Regions from separate parts of the Homo sapiens genome. Here regions 2 and 3 are each linked to region 1. A link is a contact called in ENCODE Hi-C or POLR2A ChIA-PET data. All regions are on one chromosome and are shown on one strand. The core of a region is the stretch at or near the end of the contact, and the rest is flanking DNA. Distances in the headings are between cores, read along the strand shown.

Region 1 (2,771 bases), core at 192-2,691:
GGCTTCTTTAAAAAGCCATTGCTGGACTTCACCCCATACCCATAGAATCAGAATCACAGATGCATTCTAGTAAGCACTCCAAGGGAGTCTTGTAATAACTAAAATATAACAACAGTTCCTAACTTCATGCCTCTCCTACTAAATAAGAAATAGCAAAAATTAATAAATGGCAGGCCAGATAGTCTTTCCTTTCCTGAATATAAAATATGTCCTTACATCTGTTACTCTTTACTCAAAGGAGTTATTTTAACCCAGGCCTACTTTTTAGCATCTGTGAAAGAAAAGATAGCTTCAATGTTACTTTTACTCTTCATTAAAAGGAATAACCTCTCAAATTACTTATGGAAAATTAATATGGCAAATATTTTATTAACACCCTAGTATTTGTGCCCTTTGCCCTATTGCTACAGCTGCAAAACCTCAATAAAAGTCATCCTAAAATTGCTATGAGGAACCACAGAAAAAGAATGAAATCTGGTTATAAAATAGTGTCCTACAACTTTTATTGTCAGCAAGTAAATGCCAAGACCACTCAGTGTACTAATATTAGAAATTCAGAGAACTAATTCTAACAAAGCATATTTCTATTTTCTCCTGATGTTTACTGCACCTCAATCACTGTAAGCTGTAAACCACATGACTCACAAAAAGCGTGGTGGGATAAAAAAACACACCCACAGAAAAGCAGGATTTCTCATGCTATGAACATGAAAGTCCTGCTTTATGCATACAACGAATAACTCAGGTACCAAAAAAAGACGTCCTTTTAAATTAAGGATCCGCGCTCTCAATAAAACCTGCAAGTGCATTTTGTTCACTGAACTATAAGTTTGGGAAAAACGCCTTATCAACAGAAATAATTAATTCATTTGAGAGGAGGGGGATCATAAACCCTTTAAAATATGAAAAACTACAAGAGCTCCCCGCAGAAAAAGGCGTGAAACGCCGGCACAGTCCCCGAGAGCGCTCGACCGCAGCGAGGGGAGGAATCGCCTGAACGACGGAGCCGCGGCCCCTCCTCGGGGAACAGCTCGCGCCCCCAGGCGACGCCGGCAGGGCAGAGGCGCGGGGCAGATGCGGAAGCACAGCCCGCAGAGCGGGAGAGTCCGGCGCGCTACCTTCTCGGCGATGCTGTACAGGACCTCGTCCATCTTCATGCACGTAGGATCCCAGTCGTGGCCGAAGCGGATGACGACCACGCGGTCCTCCTCCGAGAGGATGGCCTGGTCCACCTGCCAGCCGTTGTGCAGGTGCGGGAGCATGTACGACATGGCGGCCCGCGCGCTCGCCGCCGCCCAAGGCGGGGCGCCAGGGAGGGCCCAGCGAGGTGGGCTCAGCCGGCCCCTCACTCCCCGGCCCCCGCCGCCCCCGGGCCCACGGACGAAATCCGGTCCCGCCCGCACACGCAAACTCCGCTGGGACTGCCACCCGGCAGAACGTCTGGGCGCGCACGCACCGACGCCGTGCGTGCTGACGGCATGCGCGCGCGCTAGCGCCGTGCGTGCTGACGGCATGTGCGTATAGGCGCCGCGCGAACGTGTAGTTGGCCGGGTGGAGCGGCGGCGACCTGGGCACCGTGGAGCGCCGTTGGTTCCGTCATAGCAGCTGTCGGAGTGGGGGTTCCTCCCCAGCGTCCAGGCGGCCTGGTGGTCCTGAGAAGCCCCGGGCTCGCCGTGCCCTGCCCCCACGCTCCCGCCCCGAGGCCGCCCGCCGCCGCCCGGGCTGTCCTCCAGCCACGGATGGGGACGTCCAGAAAGGCCCGGAATGCCCGGCACTGCGGCTCGTTTTCTTCCTTTCTGGTGCTTGTTTCTGTGTGTTACTAAGACAGTTCATGTGTGTCATTTGTGAAACTTGATCATAAAAATGTGTCGTTGTTGCCATACCCAACCACAGCAGAGTCGAGCAGCGGGGTAGGGAGGAAGCACTGGGCAGGCCGTCCTTGAGGAATGTCACCATCAGGCCGGCTGCTGAGCTGCCTGTTGTAACCTGAAACCAGGTTTTTTAATTTGTCTTTTTATAAAGAAAAAAAATTTTTTTTTGAGACGTGCAGTGACGTGATCTTGGCCCACTGCAGCCTCCGCCTCCCGGGGTCAAGCGCTTCTCCTGCCTCCGCCTCCCCATAAGCTGGGACTACAAGGCGCCAGCCCGGCTAGTGTTTTTTTGTACTTAGTAGAGACGGGGTTTAACCATGTTGGCCAGGCTGGTCTTGAACTCCTGACCTCAAGTGATCTGCCCGCCTCGGCCTCCCAAAGCGCTGAAATTACAGGAAGAAGCCACCGCGCCCGACCTAAAGCCAGTTTTATTCCATAGCTTCAGCATAACTTCCACCTCCAGGACTGATCTGGCCCCCTGGCTTCGCTCACCAGTCAGAGCTCCCCAAACCCTTACTAGTGCCAGTGAACTTTCTCAAAGAGAAATAAGTTAATATTTCTCTTTTTAAAATAAAACCTCTAACCTCTGTTCTTCTGAGAGAGCACTTTGGGTTCATGCTGGAGACTCCCTGGTTTGCAAACTGATATTGATAGTAAAACTCTTGTCTACTATCTAGCTATCCTGGTGGTCCTTTAGATGACAAATTTAAAACAAATCACGCCCGGGCGCGGTGGCTCACGCCTGTAATCCCAGCACTTTGGGAGGCCGAGGCCGGCGGATCGCCTATGGTCGGGAGTTCAAGACCAGTCTGGCCAACATGGTGAAACCCCGTCTCTACTAAAAATACAAAAAATTACCCGGGCATGGTGGCGCCCGCCTATAATCCCAGCTACTAGGGA
Region 2 (2,861 bases), core at 49-2,548, 260 kb after region 1:
GAAAGGGCCGCTCAACTCCCAGAGAGTAGCCAGCGAAAGACTCGAGGGGCCCCCTCCCGCAGGACCCCGAACAACTGCAGCACCTCCTCAGCCCGCGGGGTCCACCAAGGAGACCCTCACAAACAATAGCATCTGCGGCGAAGGAACCACCCCCGCAAAGGGCAGAAGCGCCAGATCCTACCAGCCAATTACCCAGACGCGCATCGCGACCCGCAAGTTCGGGCACGCTCCGCCCGGGCGCAGGCAGCGGGAGGGGCCGGGCACGCCCGTGGGGGTGGTCTGGGTACGGGTCTGATCCGGGGGCGCGCTCGGGAGGGGTCTGGGTCTGAGCCGGGGGCGCGCCCGGGGGAGTGGGCTGGGTCTGGGGCGGGGGCGCGTCCGGAGGTGGGGGAGTCTGGGGTGGGGGCGCGCCCGTGGGGGTGGGGTGGGGTGTCTGGCCCGGGGACGCGCCCGGGGAGGCGTGGTCTGGGTCTGGGCCGGGGGAGAGCCGGGTGCGTGCTCTGGGTCTGCGCGGGGGAGCGCGCCTGGTGCCTAGATGTTTGGTACCGAGCGGGTGGGGGACGCCGGGCTCGGAGCCGGCGGCAAGTCTCCTCCTGGCAGGTAACAAGCCTCCTTTGCAGCCTTGAAGGCGCCTTGGCCAGGGCCATCCCACGGCCCGGGCCCCCAGAGCCCCCCCACGGCCCCGAATCCGAGCAGCCCCTGGCCCTCAACTCGCCCCGGAAAGGCCGCCCTCCCCTCCAATGTGTGGCGCGCCCCGATCGCCTCTCACTCGTGGAACAAAAGAGCAGCTCCCGCGGAGCGGGTCCAGAGTCTGCCCGGACTGTCCGATGGCCCTCGGCCCTCTGAGCGCCGCGGCTGCCGGGCTTTGTGTCCGCGCGGGGGGCGGGAAGGACGGCCGGGGTCCCCAGTGCGCGTCCCGCGGAGCGGCGCGCGGCGCCCGAACTGGAAAGTTGTCGCCGGCGCCTGTCGCCTCCACGCCGCCCCAGTCCCCCTCCGCGGGGCGCCCCATTCATTAGCCAGGAGACTGGGCGCAGGGCCGCCGGGGCGGGCGGGGGGCTTACCTTGCTCTTGACTTCCACTGCGCTGCAATCGTAGAATCGCAAGGTCTGAGACTTGTGAAAACTTCGGTTCATGGTTTCGGCCCCGGTCAGCCTCGCCGTCGCCCTCGCTCCTCAGGGGCCGCAGAAAGACTCCCGGGGGCGGCGCCCCCAGGCCCCGGCCCCGGCCCCGGCCCGCGCTCGCTTGGCCGGCGGGCTGCTCCCGGTGCTGCGGGCCCGAGCTGGGCTGGCCGCGCGCCTCAGGGACTCCAGGGGCCGCGCGCGGGAGGAGCGCGGGGGACGCCGGCGCGCGCCGCCCCACCTCCCGGCGCCCGCGCCCGCGCCCCGCCCCGCCCCCGAGCCCCGGAGGACCCGCCCATATCCCCGCCCACAGCCCCGCCCCGCGCTCCGGAGGACCCGCCACACCACGCCCCCACGCTGCAGCTCCGCGTCGGATCGCCAGTGGGTGCGCGCCCTCCTGTCCACAATCCCAGAGCCTGGGGAAAGGAGCATCGCGGCCAGCCCAAGGCGTCTCGTTTTGATTGCCTCCACCGAGCAACCTAGGATAGGGGTTGATTTTTGCCATTGTTTTGGGTAATATTCAAGTGAAGAATGCTAACGAGAACCACTGGAGACCTGATCCCAAAAGGCATCACCTGTCAGTACTAATTGTCAAGTTGCTGATGGCCTGGGAGAAGGGTTTTATCAAATAGGCTTAGAGCAGCCTGGCCAATACGGTGAAACACTATCTCTACTAAAAATACAAAATTAGCCGGGTGTGGTGGGGGGGGTGCCTGTAATCCCAGCTAATGGGGAGGCTGAGACAGGAGAATCGCTTGAACCCGGGAGGCGGAGGCTGCAGTGAGCCGAGATCGCATCACTGTACTCCAGCCCGGGAGGCAGAGCGAGACTCCGTCTCAAAAAATAAAAAATAAAAATAAAGGCTTAGAGGGCTTTATTAGATAGCCTATCTCTAGGGAGAGGATCAGAAGCACCTGCCTGATGCGAAAGGAGACTTTTTCTAAGGCAGCTAGAAAAAGAGAACCTGTTAAGACAAAGAATCAATTACTAGCAGCATCAATGAATATTTACCAATCAAGAGGCCTCTGAAACGGGCTTGCTGAAACCAAAGATACAATCCTTGCCCTTGAGGAATTTGTGATGAAGTTCAGAAGACAAGACAGTTTTTAAAAAATCATTTTGAAGTATACTATGAATTGTAATCTACAAGCCATATAATTATAAATCTCACCATACATTCATTGCAAAAGAAACCTGCAGAATATAAAGAAGTGAAAAAACCTGTAAAAATTACCTGTAGTCATGCTACTCAGCAATCAACTGTATTAACCTTTGGTGTATTTTATTTTCACTTATTTTTCTGCATATATATTTGTATATTTTACAAAGTTGTGACCATGCTGTTTATCTCGTTTTACAACTTGCACTTTTCACCTTGTGCTATATAATGAACTTTTTCTTCTTCTAAAAACAGGATCTTGCTATGTCGCCCATGTTGTAGTGCAATGCCATAATCACAGCTCACTGCAGCCTCAAACTCCTTGGCTCAAGCAATCCTTCCACCTCAGCCTCTTGAGGACCACAGATTTGTGCCACCACACAGACTAATTTTATTTTTATTTTTGTTTTTTGTAAAGATGGGGGTCTCTTTATGTTGTCCAGGCTTGTCTCAAACTCCTGGCCTCAAGCAATGCTTCCACCTCTGCCTCCCAGATGTGAGCCACTATACTCGGCCAGAACGGTTTTATTAAATGTTCTTAGAGAAGATGTTTTCTAAAAGGTGCTTATATGAATATAGGCATA
Region 3 (2,913 bases), core at 71-2,570, 460 kb before region 1:
GCATGTGGGGCACCTTTGCTTGCCTGGGTCTCTGGCCCCGCAGAGCCTTGGGCGAGCCAGCCTCGGGTGTGTGTTTGCAGCCAGGGTTCCTCCTGGAGCTCAGTGCCAGTGTGTCCTGTTATCAGTTCCCATGACACAATTCCTGGTTCTCCATCTGTGTTTTATTATTGTTATTCTTAAAAATAGTCGGGGGTTGTTGAAAGGGAATTTGGGGAAGGGAGTGGGGTGATGAAATGCACACTACTAATTGCTCCAGGAAGCCGCCCTGAGACAGGCCGGGGCCTTTGCAGAAACACGTGGGGCTTATCTGGGCTCTGGGCGCTCCAGCCCATGGCAGAGGGAAGCCCGGGCAGTTCCGTGACGTCAGCGCACGCCCCACCAGAACCTGGGAGGGAGATGGGACGTGGCGACAGTGCTGGTGGCACATCCCCTATCTCAGCGCCCATCAGGGCGGCCACAGCAGGAGGTGGGTGGGGCGGGGATGCATGCAGCTCACAAAGGCCCTAACAGTGCCGCTCGTTTCCTCTGCGTCTGCCAGAAGTCACAGGTGACGGGGAACGTCACTGGCCTGTGGGGGACTCAGGGACTCTGCCATCCAAAGGGAAATAAAAATCAGGAAGAGCCTGAGAGGGAGGCTCAGGCGACACTGGTGCTGACACCACAGAAGTGCTGGTGTGGACCTGTGGGTCGCTTGGTTCGTGGAGAGACAGCCACAGCATCTTCCCAGCATCGCGGCCGGCACCTGGCACCTGCACTTTGGCCGTCAGAGACGTGCTGGTACCGTGCTACGGACGAGGGCGGTCACTCTGGCGACCCCAGCTCTCTGCCGAGGCAGCCAGGCACTGGCTCACGACACTCATGGACCAGGGTGGGACCGAGGAGGAAATGTGGGTTCCTGGGGAGATGCCTTGTCACAGGCGTGAGCGTCACTGATGGAGAAGCAGGGCTGGGGGCGTTGCTTTGATGTTTATGGTATTTCTCTAATACTTTCTCAATTTTTCTTTTCTTACAGTAAATGAAATAATACGAAATGACCTCTCCAGCACGAGCACCCACTCCTAGTTGCCACATTGGAGCACTCAGTTCAGCAGGGGTATGCTGACTTCAGCAGACAAAGACTTTTGAATAAATAAACTGAACTCACACCTGGTACCACTCAGAACCTCCAACTGACTGAATGCCAGGAGCTGAACATTAATATGTGCAAAGATTGGCTCTCCAACAAGAAGGAAAGCAGGGAGGAAGGGAGACCACTGTGTCACCTGGAGGAGAAGTCATCTCATGACAACAGAAGGGAGGTGGCCGGGCTGAGCACGGGAGACCCACCGTGCAGGGGCCTTTCATGGGAACGGCCCACACGCAGTTTGACCCCACGCCCAGCCCTTCTGGCACCCCTGGGGTTCAATACTGGAAGTGCCTTATTTAACCAGACCATCAGGGCATCATAGAATTGAGCATTGAATTTGCTACTGTAGGAGTATTTTTAGGAGCAGAAACTGCAAACACATTTCATTGTGAGGTTTTACCCTCTGTATGAATGAAGAGAACGCTGGAAGGCTGCGAGAGGACTCTAGTATGAGTCTCCAACATTTGGAACGTTTCCTGGGCTGTCACGTACACTCCTGCTGCCTTACACAGTGCATTTTAGAATCTTCCAGTCTGTCATCTCAGCTCTTTTGTAACATGCTTCCCTTGTCTGCGCGGTTGAAACCGTAGGCTTGTTCATAGTCGCATGCTCGCATCTTTGTTTTTAATCTGGCTTCGAACATAGCACAAGTAACTTGAATAGCACATCAATAGGTTACTGGACAAAAGCAGAAAAACCTGTTACAGGATAGCCTGCATTTGCATGTGTGTACATATCTAGGCATCTATTTATGTATAAATAATAACAGAGCCGACGTGTCCTCGCCCAGGAGGGCTTCCCTGTCAGCAATAACCGGCATCCGTTTTGGAACCTGCGTCTGGGGCTCCAGTCGCTGCTCTTGCTGGCGTCCATCGCCGCCTCGGACGGCCGTGCATTTTCTCGTCTCACGCAGTTCGAGGAGGACCCTAGAAAGCCAGGAGCTGTGATTGACAGTAGCTGTAGGTTACCAGACGGCAACATTAGAAAGTGATTGTAAATAACATGCAACCTAAGTGTAATATATTTGTTCAGTTATAAGATGATTGTTTCACAGAAGCCTTACCACTCTCTGCTTCATCTAAGAAAACCAATACCAAAAACGCCACTTTAATGCTCAGCCCTGCGTTGTGTGTTTTCAGATGAGTTACTGTTAACAGGTAGGTTTGTGTAGGCCTTGCTGGGCACTCTGTACAATTAGTTGCTTATTACGTATGATTACTCACAGCGATCTATTGTTCCATATAACCAAAAAGCATGGTTTATTCATTGAAACACGGTTGACCTGAACTCGTGCCTTAGGAATTAATGCCCCCTTATGGAACCTGCCTGAATTGCACCTGCGGGTGGAGGCTCCGGCTGTGAAGTCACTGAACAGAACGTCGCTGATGGAGAAAGGGCTCCCGCAGAAGGAACGGCCTGTACCGTGCGCTCCGGCACAATCGCGTCTCTTGTGTCTCACTCACGGAAAGAAACAACCTGAAGGCCATCCCGTCGGTCTGCACGTAACCGTGAAGACGTGTGGCCGCGTCCCACCTGCGGCTGGGTACCCTGCACCCGGCACTGTAGGAGTCACGTGCAGCCTTTCTCAGGGGACTGTCATTGAAAAGGAAACGTTTGATGTCTGTGTCAGCTGTCTTTGTAGTTAGGAAATAGATCCAATAAAGCCGTATTTTTTTGCTGGACAGGCGTAGTCTGCGAGTGGTTCATGATACGCGTGGAAGATGCCGCTTTGTTCTCAGAGTGTGTTTTCAGTGGCGTGTACTTGGATCGTCTGTGAAATGAACCTC

Evidence for each region. Hi-C counts contacts between places; a loop is a spot of excess contacts on that map. ChIA-PET counts read pairs that join two places held with the same protein, here RNA polymerase II (POLR2A). Pooled maps may share reads with other maps.
Region 2: a loop to region 1 is called in a pooled map, with 20 times the contacts of the local background. The contact joins the promoter of PARD6G here to the promoter of TXNL4A in region 1. A Hi-C loop is called at or near these places in 1 of 37 single-sample maps with no recorded cell type and 10 of 50 pooled maps. POLR2A ChIA-PET finds 5 or more read pairs at or near these places in 1 of 52 experiments (MCF 10A).
Region 3: a loop to region 1 is called in a map with no recorded cell type, with 5 times the contacts of the local background. The contact joins the enhancer-like site here to the promoter of TXNL4A in region 1. A Hi-C loop is called at or near these places in 2 of 168 maps with a recorded cell type or tissue (both naive thymus-derived CD4-positive, alpha-beta T cell), 2 of 37 single-sample maps with no recorded cell type and 10 of 50 pooled maps. POLR2A ChIA-PET finds 5 or more read pairs at or near these places in 3 of 52 experiments (activated B cell, activated CD8-positive, alpha-beta memory T cell and activated naive CD4-positive, alpha-beta T cell).

What each region holds. Positions count from the first base shown.
Region 1 is chr18:79,987,122-79,989,892 of GRCh38, forward strand. It overlaps TXNL4A (thioredoxin like 4A), which reads right to left and starts at 1,442. Exons shown (of 3, transcript NM_006701.5): 1 at 1,119-1,442. The coding sequence starts at 1,271. RefSeq lists silencers at 1,255-1,494, 1,535-1,824.
Region 2 is chr18:80,246,216-80,249,076 of GRCh38, forward strand. PARD6G (par-6 family cell polarity regulator gamma) reads right to left here and starts at 1,299. Exons shown (of 3, transcript NM_032510.4): 1 at 1,062-1,299. The coding sequence starts at 1,133. RefSeq lists an enhancer at 1-438 and a silencer at 1,465-1,524.
Region 3 is chr18:79,526,516-79,529,428 of GRCh38, forward strand. NFATC1 (nuclear factor of activated T cells 1) reads left to right here. Exons shown (of 10, transcript NM_001278669.2): 10 at 1,013-2,808. The coding sequence ends at 1,062. Among named protein-coding and RNA genes, the nearest start is that of NFATC1, 130 kb to the left of the region's middle. Within about 2 kb of position 1,321, at least 2 of the 41 ENCODE cell types and tissues checked have a DNase peak (open chromatin) inside an H3K27ac peak, as active enhancers do.